2 separate regions of the Homo sapiens genome follow, and region 2 is linked to region 1. Evidence: chromatin loops called from intact Hi-C (ENCODE). Cell type or tissue: natural killer cell. All regions are shown on one strand. Each heading gives the region's core, and the rest is flanking DNA. Links, peaks and the distances in the headings are about the cores only.

The links. A loop is a pair of places that touch in the nucleus more often than their neighbours do. Peaks named below come from ENCODE experiments on the same cell type or tissue, not always from the same donor. Only the 100,000 strongest peaks of a DNase experiment are listed, where the experiment ranks them.
Region 2: a loop joins it to region 1, with 4 times the contacts of the local background. A loop is called at or near these places in 12 of 110 quality-filtered maps.

What each region holds. Positions count from the first base shown.
Region 1 is chr5:96,654,876-96,660,095 of GRCh38, forward strand. It overlaps a transcript of CAST not described here. Among named protein-coding and RNA genes, the nearest start is that of CAST, 4.9 kb to the right of the region's middle. RefSeq lists an enhancer at 1,869-3,068. In natural killer cell, for the core only: no CTCF peak of the experiment used is centred there; a DNase peak (open chromatin) is centred at 2,406; H3K27ac peaks cover 915 bases.
Region 2 is chr5:96,813,978-96,819,477 of GRCh38, forward strand. LOC124901033 (a long non-coding RNA gene) reads left to right here. Exons shown (of 3, transcript XR_007058879.1): 3 at 100-2,881. It also overlaps a transcript of ERAP1 not described here. Among named protein-coding and RNA genes, the nearest start is that of ERAP1, 8.8 kb to the left of the region's middle. RefSeq lists an enhancer at 2,938-3,077. In natural killer cell, for the core only: no CTCF peak of the experiment used is centred there; DNase peaks (open chromatin) are centred at 2,654 and 3,174; H3K4me3 peaks cover 1,059 bases; H3K27ac peaks cover 2,888 bases.

The sequences.
Region 1 (5,220 bases), core at 221-5,220:
TTATTATTTTTATTGTATACTATGTGTTTATTGCAAGAACCATTAAGAAATATAAGAAACATTAAGAAAACATAAACTGGGAAAATAAAACCAAAATAGAATTACCCAAATGCTCACATCTAGTTAATTTCTTGATGTATAGCTCTATCTTTAGCTCTACAATGTACATGCTATTTTATAAATACATTGTCCTTCTAAGAGGATACTGAATATTTTTCTGTGTCAATAAATATGGAATAGAAACCTTTCAAGACCTATAGGTGATCAGAAAAGGACAAAAAAGATGTGGGGCAGAGTGATGAGCAAGACCTGATGGTGGGTAAACATGTCCTGCTACTTGAAGAATGTGCAGGATTTAGATAACCAGATGGGAGATGTCTCTCGGAAGAACAGCAACATGGAAAAATGCAGGAAAGGGAAAGTGCATGCACGGGTCATGCATGGTCCAGTAGGGAGACCAGTGTGGCTGGGAAGCTGGCTTTCTGTGGATAAGAGGGAAAAGGCAGGGAGAAGGATAGACCCAGGCAAAGAGAAGCTTTAGAGTACCTATTCTTTATCTTCTCTGAAAACTGGACAAGAAGAAATGGATTTGAATGGCAGTCCGCAGTCAAATGCAGATGGCTCTCCACATAAAGAGAATTGTTACAAATGATCTGCAGTAGTGAATGAAAAACTGGGATTCCCCTCTAGAGAGCTTTAAAAAAGGACAGATGTCTGAGCTCAAATAAGGATCTACTGCAGATACTTGCAATGCATTTGCCTTATCTTAGCTCATCTTAGTAGTAGGCAATTTAACAATATATTCTGGCTTACTGTTTTTCAAACTGTGGGCACAATAGTTGGTTATGACATTTAGTGAGTCATCATCAACAGTTTAAAAAAGAAATTTGAATAAAGTAGAACAGAAGTTGAATATCAGAATATGCTGCCACTGTTAACATTCTCAAGAGCCTATTTGTGTAAATCGGGATTTTCAATCTTCAGCCAATTAAAACAACAAAAAAAATCTGGCTGAACAGTGCACCAGAAATGCAGGTAGCATTATCTTCATGTGTCTCAGACTGTAATAAACATGAACAGGCAAAGATAGCTGGAGCATTAAGTAAAATATTTCCTAATTTTTAGTTTTTATTGTTTGTTTTGGATTTGTTTCCACTTTGTGTTTACAGATGAATAAAACATAGTTCACATTATTCATTGTTTTTACCTGATCATAGATAATGAAGAATTGTTCCATGAAACTTCATGTTCAAATCATGTGCATTTATATGTACTAGTTGCAATGTAAAATGTATTTCTTACTGAGGACCACGGGGAAAAAAAGTTTGGAAAAATTACTGAGAACTTTACTTAAGAACAATTTGTATACTCTATGCATATTCTGCTTAGTTTCTGAATTGGTTGAGACTCTTGGTTAACAAATAACAGAAAAAGCAACTTGTACTGTTAAAACAAAAATGAGGGGAGATTATTTTGAAGGCTATAGCGTACGTCCCAGAACCAAAGCCTTTTGAGTGCAACTGGGCCTCACTAGAGAGTGCAGCTCATTAAGTGGAAGGTCGTAAGGAAGCTCAGCCCTCTTCTGTCTCCTCCTATCTCTGCTTCCCTGGCAGGCCTGTTCTTTCTTCCTGTGCGGGCTGACTTTCCGGGTCCTCAGTTTCCACAGTGAAGCCCAGGTCTACATGCTTCACGTTACGGTTTTTAGCACCCAGAAAGTTTTTTCCTCTATCTTCATCTTAATTTCATTACTCAGTCCCCACCTCCCAATGAGGAAAGAAAACCTGCCCGTTTGGGTCAGTTCAAGTCAGGTCTACCATTGGTCCAGTCAACTGTGGGCTGTGGAGAAGAGGGATAGAGCAATGGGGAGCCATGATGGGATCTGGAATTCTACTCCAAAGGAGGAACAGGGGTGAGCCGGGCAGATATTCCAAATGGCCCCTGGTGCATGCTCTTAACTCTTCTTTCTAGAAACTAGTGAATTCTTATATATTGATTCAAAGGAATCAAGATTCTGCATGTGCCCCAAATGACTTTGAGTATTAAATCCAAAGAGACACTTTTTCTTAATTAAAAAAAAACACTGTGGCTTGCAGGCAATTGAAGAACCTCTTAGAAATGGCACATTTCTTTATACAATAATCTGAGCTGGAAACAAATGCAGGGAAAGAAACAAAAATGAAAACAAACCTGACACCAATAAATATGTAATGTGAAGTGATCTGCAACAAGAAGGATCAAGACTATTTTATAATCAAACACCAAAGAGAGGTGACCTTAGGCGTACCTTGGAACATAAAAATCTTGCTTTGCAGGATGGCTTTATTTTCTGCCTTAAATCTAACCAAAGAGTTTGCAGTATTGTGTGGTTTGGGTGTGGCGGTAGAAGCCTGGGGTGAGTCACCATGATGACCAACTGTGGTTTCTTTTTTGCTATAGTGAAGAAATGTGGTTTGCTCAGTGTATCGTCCCAATCTACATGCCTTCTGGATAGGCTACAAGAAATACCTATTAATGGACAAAAGACAGGCTGAGGGAGGAAATGAAGTCTAGGCCTGGGAAAATTTAGATGACAATTTTTTGAGTGGGAGGGAGTAGGTTAGGATATATAGAAAGGAAAAGATAATTGATTCAAAATCTTCAATATGACAAGAATATGATAATTCTTATAATAAAAATTGATTCCTATGAATGACTTGGTCTAGATATATTCCAGACAGAAATAGCACATTAAAAAATTAATCTAGCTTTGGTAAATATTTGAAGCAAGCAGTTGGCTGTACAGATATTTGGGCTGCAAAAATTTCTATATAGAAAATTAATTCCATAAGATGGTGTTTGTGAGTGGGAGAAAAATGAAAGTTAGTGGAAAGTGGCAAGATTTCAAAAATATAACTTGATTTCCAGAGATACACTTGCTAGTCTGAAAATGTAATTTTGTAGGCCAGGCACGGTGGCTCACACCTGTAATCCTAGCACTTTGGGAGGCCGAGGCGAGTGGATCACATGAGGTCAGGAGTTCGAGACCAGCCTGGCCAACATGGCAAAACCTCATCTCTACTAAAAATACAAAAATTAGATGACCGTGGTGGTGGGCACCTGTAATCCCAGCTACTCAGGAGGCTGAGAGGCAGGAGAATCACTTGAACCCAGGAGGTGGAGGTTGCGGTGAGCCGAGATCATGCCACTGCACTCCAGCCTGGACAACAGAGCGAGAGTCCATCTGAAAAAAAAAAATGTAATTTTGTGACTCAGTTTTCTGTGTTGCCTCCAGATCTGAGGGGCCATGACGAACTTGCACCTATCCCAGGACAGGAACACGGGAGTACTTTGGGTTTAGTAAGTTCATTACCATGCACACATCATCCCAAATTTGGTTTCTTGTTGCCTAACAAATGTTAAAGTTATTTCAAATAACCAGCCACTCTATCAGCACATACACAAAAGAAGCAAACCAAAAAGAAAAAAAAAAGGAAATGGAAAAATGGAAAAAGCACCCATTATTGGGAATGAGTACATCAGCGTGAATTCTGGCTGCCAGCTCAGGTATGTGGGTCTGGATTAGAGCTTTCCTAGGGTACTGCTCAGCTGTGGCTCATTTTATGGTCTACAGAATGTCTGGAATGCTGGTTGAATGGAAACAGATCTATAACATTCATTGATTGGACAGGAGGTTGCTTCTTACTGGGGATCCAACAAAAACTGCTTTGCCCCTGTCCAAAGAACATTCAGGGGTTTTGAAATTTTTAACTATTAATAATAAATGCAATTTAATAATTGCAACCAGCATTTATTTGCACAATTATCATACATGAGGCACTGTGCCAAATGCTTTAATACACTGCCTTATTCCATCATCAGAATAACCCTAGGATGTAGGTACTCAGCTTTATCATCCACAGGTAACAGGTTAGGGAACTGATATTCAAAGTGATTAAGTAATTTGCTTGAGGTATGCAGTCCATAAGTGGCAGAGCTGGGATTTAAACATAGTTGTGTGGATCTAAAACTCTTATGCTTTACCCACTATGATGTATTGCCAAAATATGGCAATCTCCAGCAAATGCGATGTGGTATCTACCTGGATGTTTCTTTGGCTCTGTTTTTTATTTCTTTATAGGATTCTCTTTCAAGTATATATTTATATGCAAATCGATTCCTAGGTAGAACAGCCAGTTGGTGGAGCAGTCAAAACACACACAACATTTATCAATTAAATTCTCTGTCTTCTATGGGTGCACTATGTGGTGCCCCAAAATAATTACAATAGCAACATCAAAGATCTCTGATCACATATCACGTAACAGATATAATGAAAAAGGTTGAGGTGTTGCAAGAATTACCAAAATGTGGGTAGACATGAGGTGAACACACATGCTGTTGGAAAAATGGTGCTGACAGACATGCTCGAGGCACGGTTGCCACAAGCCTTCATTTTGTAAAAAACACAGTATCTGTGAAATGCAATAAAGCAAAGAGCAATAAAATGAGGTATGCCTGTATTTACTTGTCTGTCTCTTCTAATTGTAAAGTCCTTTAGTGTAAGAGGTCTACAGTACCTCCCCATAGCAGGCATCTGTTACTGAGTAAATAAAGGAATAAATGATTACCTATGTGCAGACAGTAATGTGGCAAAAGCCATTTATTTATTTATATTTAGTTTTTGTTTTTCTTGAGACAGAGTCTCACTCTGTCGCCCAGGCTGGAGTGCAATGGGACAATCTTGGCTCACTGCAACCTCTGCCTCCCTTGTTCAGGCGATTCTTGTGCCTCGGCCTCCTGAGTAGCTGGGATTACAGGTGCGCGCCACCATGCCCAGCTAGTTTTTTGTATTTTTAGTAGAGACGGGGTTTCGTCGTGTTGCCCAGGCTGGTCTCGAACTCCTGAGCTCAGGCACTCTGCCCACCTCAGTCTCCCAAAGTGCTAGGATTACAGGCATGAGCCACCGCACCATCTATATTTAAAAGGAGCTTCCCCAAATTAGTAAATGCTGGTCCATGATATCAAAGTTCCAATAATTCTTCACTGGCTACAAGGAAAAGCAAAACATCAGGGTCTTCAGCTTCTTTGAAATTCTTCTGTACTCATAGTCATTAATGCATTGTTTAGCAATTGTTCTGCTTATGTGAGTTCTGACTTTTAAGCTAAGCCTGAAGGTTAGGGTTATTACCTCTTATAGATTTTGATACCTAATATATCATGTATTAGTGTAGCTGCTCCACA
Region 2 (5,500 bases), core at 308-5,307, 160 kb after region 1:
TGTTAATTTTATTAGTTATCTATTATTGTGTATCAATAATACGAACATATCAACTTAAAACAACACATTTATTAACTCACAGTTTCTGTGGGTTGGTAGTTTCTGTGGGCTGCAATCAAGATGATGACTGGAGCTGCAGTCTCACCTGAGGCCCAGCAGAAGGGAAGGATCTGCTTCCAAGCTCACATCATTGTTCCAGCATTCCGTTCCTCATTGACTATCGGATTGAGAACCTCAGTGTTTTGCTGACTGTTTTCTGGAGGCTGCTCTCAGATATGACTAGTTCCTTGCCATATCCTATGGGTTAGAAGCAAGTCACAGGTTTCTCTCACACTAAAAGAAAGGAAATTATGCAAGAGAATGAATACCAGGAGGCAAGGATCATGGGGGCAACTTAGATTACGTCTGCCACACTAATGTTACTGCACATTGAAGATATTTCTACTATTATAATCTTAGGATTGGCATAGTCTGTGTTTTTGAGGCAGGGAAGGAGACATATATCAAAAAAATAACTGGTGAGTGGATAATTGGGAAGAAATTACAGAAGTGACTAGATTCTAGAGACTAGAAAGATTTGGTTCTTCATTGAGCTGAAAATAGGAATATCTCCCAAATAAGAGATATTCATGAGAAATCAATGATAGCTTTTTTCCTGATGGAAAAATGAATTAGCTTATGCTCATCAGAAGTGATGCCAAATTCAGGAGAAAGAAGGCAGCTGACATCCTGACCAACAAAGAGACCAAGCCCCGATAACTGGATTTGAACATCGGTGAAGAAGATGATTAAAGGTAGAAAGAGCCTTTACAGTCTAGAGAAAATAGTATAGGCCCAATGGAAGCTCAAAGTTGAAGAGACTTTTAACAGAAAGACAAAGGAAAAGGTGTCCTTGGGACTAGGGGTCCGAGCAAGACCTGAATTATAAACTGAGCAGCCACAGAGAAGCACTACAGATGTAGCTGAGTTATCTAGGCCTAACACCAAATATTCTAGAAAGACCCAAAGTACTAACCAGCTCTGGCAGCAAGACCAGCCCATGTCTACCTCTGCAGAACTTTGAGAATCTTTGGCTGATTTTTATTACCTAACTCCCTGTCCATAAGAGAAGGGAAAGAGACCAAGACTGAGTGGTTGGATCAGCCAAAGATGTCAAAATTAAACTTCAGTTAAATTAGCAAGAATTCTGGGCTTTTCTGTTTCTGTAGCATTGTGTTAGATTTGTTTTTTCCCTTGGTTTTCCAGTCCTGGTGGTAGATTGCTAAACTTTTATAAAATCTGTGTGAGTTTAGCATTCTGACTGTTCCCATTCTAAAAGATGAAAATAGAAAACTCAAAGTTTATGTCACTAATTTGATCTTTGTAAATGCACTGCTAAATAAAACACCCAAACTATTAAGGTGTTGTTGTTGTTGTTGTTGTTTGTTTTGTTTTTTATTTTTTTTTTTTTTGAGATGGGATTTTGCTCTTGTTGCCCGGGCTGGAGTGCAATGGTGTGATCTCGGCTCACAGCAACCTCTGCCTCCCATGTTCAAGCGATTCTCCTGCCTCAGCCTCCTGAGTAGCTGGGATTACAGGCATGCGCCACCACATCCGGCTAATTTTTGTACTTTTAGTAGAGATGGGGTTTCTTCGTGTTGGTCAGGCTGGTCTTGAACTCCTGACCTCAAATTATCCACCCACCTCGGCCTCCCAAAGTGCTGGGATTACAGACACACTCAGCCATTAAGGTGTTTTTAATTCTTTTTTTTCTTTACTGTTTTTGTAAGCAGTAATTTATTAACAGATGCAATAAGTAAATTGAAGCAAAAAAATACATCACAATGCTTAAGAAACTTGCTTAACAGAAAAAAGATTCCTGAGCCACACTCTGAAAAATTCTGATACTGTAAATCTTGAGAGATAAATAGACACATATATGTATGTGTGGATAGACGGATGGATGGATAGATAAATGGAAAGATAGAGATCGAGATATAGCCTAAACTTCATGGCAAGTATAAGCTACTTTTGGGAATTTAGGGGAATAAAAAATTATTTTATCACTGTTGTACTAGGAACAAAGCAGATTTTCCACACGTTAGCCAGAAAATGTAGGAGAATCAGTGAACCTCAAAGGGCCAGCACTAAAAACTGGGCAGCATCAGTATCAGTTTTGGATCCTAGAAAAACTATTGGAGATGATGCAAACAGAAGAGGGAAGAAAGGTAGACAGAGTCTGGACTCAGCTGCAGTTTGTTGATGACTATCTGAATCGTTCCCTTGCATTCTTTCTTAACGAATTATACATGTGAAAATTGCACACTTGAAAATTAAAATATGGGTATGTACTGGAGGGAAAGCACTGAGAGAGGAGTTAGGGGCTGGATAGGCAGATAGAGATGGAGGGTCTAGGGAGAAGGGACAGAAAGGAACAATGTTCACAGGAACAACTGCAGGACAGCACCTACCCCGCCTCTGCAGCTAACAGGAAGAAATGTGGTTAAGAACTTGCCCTTATGCCAGGATGTTGCTCAGCAGGGACGGTCTCAACTTAGGCACAGGTGCAACAAATCAACCTAAATGTCCTTAATTTGACCCAGCTCACTATAATGCCATTAACATAACATTAGCGTTGTGGTTTTAGGCACCTCCCACCATGGGTTTCACTTAGGCATTCAACCAGTTGGAGTCACTTTGGTCAACCTTAGGCATGCGTAGATATAGTACCCCAGGAGGGAATTTTATCCCTCCCATGTGGGCAAAACCCACAGAAGACTTCCTGGCTTCTGCCACATAAAAGACACAGAACACAGACACCTTACTGGCAACCTGCTTTCAGGACCCCTCTCTTCGCTGAGAGCTTTCCTTTTGCTTAATAAATTTTACTCTGCCCTACTCACCCTCCATGTCTGTGTGCCTATTTTGTAGTTGTGAGATAAGACCCCGGACCTCACCAAACTCCAGGGGCAAAAGCAGACTGCTACAGCACCAGAGTGGCCATTCTGCTCGTGAGTTTTGGACTATACATTCTCAGTTGGCAAAACAGAGGAACTGTATAGTAAGGAATTAATAAGTGTTCATTGTTTAGAGAGTACAAACTCTAAGCAGAAAGGAGGATTACATCAACTAGGACACTTTTGAAAGAGAAAGTAAATGGTAACCTAAAGACTTGGGGTTGGAGGGACGGGCAACCAGCATAAATCAAGTCTCCCCATGGGCAAAGCCAGGGAACACAGAAAGCCATTCCTGCTAGGCAGTCCCAGGGCACAGAGCAGGATAGAGAAGGGTGAGGAGTGGACCTATAGGGGCCAATGGAAGACCTCCAGCCTCAGCTTGTTGAACCACAGCAGGTGTTTCCTATGGGTCTAACTAACCAAGCATCAGTTAGCAACTGTGATCATCTAATTCACCTGCTCATCAAAGCAATAAATAATGCCAACCTCATTTCATGTTTTGTATCCATGCAATTATAAATAAGAAAAAGAAAAATAACACAATCAAAAAGATCAATGACATTTTAAAAACTAATTTCTATGTTGTGTCAGGGTTCAATGGCAGAGCACAGAATCACTAAGCTATTTAATCAGAAAAGGATTTATTGCAGGCTATTACATGACTTACATAATCATTGGGAAGGCTTAAAAAATACACTAGACTGAGCTTCCAGAAACAAATCGCAAAACCACAATGTAGAACTTGGCCACCAGTGAAACTGCTTCTCTTGCCATGATCCAGGAGCCATCTGCTAAATTGGGCAGCCTCTGCCACAATTGCTGGCTCCAGAACCATACCATGTGTGCCACAATCTTTCCCCACAAAATGAATAGCTCAAGAGCTGCCTGTCTCCCTACCGAACTCAATTCCAAATTCAAGTCTCCCACCAGTGCTACTGTTTGGCAGAGCCTAAAGCACATCTAGAATCTAGGAGCAAGGAGTCTGGAAAATAAAGTGTTTGCTTTCCCGACTCTGCAGTGGTGTGAGAAATTCTGAAAAGCGTTTGGAAGAGATGCTGAGTGAGCCAGTCCCAATATCTGCAATAAATATTAAACTGTACTGAGGTTGAACAAATAAAAAAGAAATAAAGCAATCATGAGGAAGCCTCAAGTAATATTGATTGTAATTAAGAACAAAAAATAATAATTGAGGTACCAATCGTAGATTTAGATTATGAAAGACACGGGGCACTTGGGAGTGAGATGAATATTTAACATTGTGACAGAAGCATATTGCCAAAAATCAAGTTATCATTTGGTATATTTGGAATGTCTCCAGGGGCTTTAAAACCCTTTTGCCTGCTCAACACACCTCCCTTTCCTCCTGTAAATGAATAATCACACTGCTCAGGCTCAGTCTGAGATGAACACAACACCTCCACTCTCTGGCCACCGCGATGAGGCCAAGGGCAAAGCCAGTCCAAGCAGACTCCCAGCCCAGGATTGTTCTGGCTGAAGCTAACAGGGAAGCCTCTTTTTTTTTTTTTTTCCTTTATGTTCCCAGCACTATATAAATATGGCCCTAGAGTTAATGGCTAAGTTCCCGCTATGGGTGATGGCTGAGAGAATAACCCCAAAGAAGAAAGAAAAGGAGGCTAAGCTTGAGAGGCTTTTTTTGTTGTGCAGGTTTTCTGAGTTCATCCTTAATTAAGGCCTGGGACTACCTCTTTCCTCCAGCTTTCTTCAACGCCCGAGGCATTCAGAATCCATGCCATAAATCCTCCCTCTTGGATAAAGATAGTTTTATTGCGGTGAGAATCAGTAGCGTTTAATTTTAAGAGTTGTAATAAACAAACCACAGTCTCAATCTTATAACCTGCTATTCCACTATTCACTTAAAGGAAGGTAGTGTCTTTTGTGTTCCATGAGAAAAGTGACATTTCTTTGCTTTCCCATACATTGAGGTCAACCTAAATTCCAATGAAGCCAAACCTGAACTGCATTTATTTATTTATTTATTTATTTATTTATTTATTTATTTATTTATTTTTGAGACGGCGTCTCGCTCTGTCACCAAGGCTGGAGTGCAATGGCATGATCTCAGCTCACTGCAACCTCCGCCTTCCAGGTTCAAGCGATTCTCCTGCCTCAGCCTCCCGAGTAGCTGGGACTACAGGCACCCACCACCACGCCCGGTTAATTTTTATATTTTTAATAGAGACGGGGTTTCAACACGTTGGCCAGGATGGTCTCAATCTCTTGACCTCGTGATCTGCCCGCCTCGGCCTCCCAATGTGCTGGGATTCCAGGCGTGAGCCACCACACCCGGCTTGAACTGCATTTTCTAACCAACTGACTTTATTTCAGTGATTTTGTAACATCACTCAATTTCAGGTAAGTACTCTCTAAGAACAGCTTCATTTGTCAGAAGCCTCATGGACAGCTGCTACCACCATATCATCATGTTTTCATCCTACAGACAATCATCAGCGGTGTAGACTGGTGAGTTCCAGCTATTTCACTAACAATGGGGAAGAACCAAAGAAAAATTGCTGTGAGAGGAGGAAGGCAGGAGAGCCTGTGGC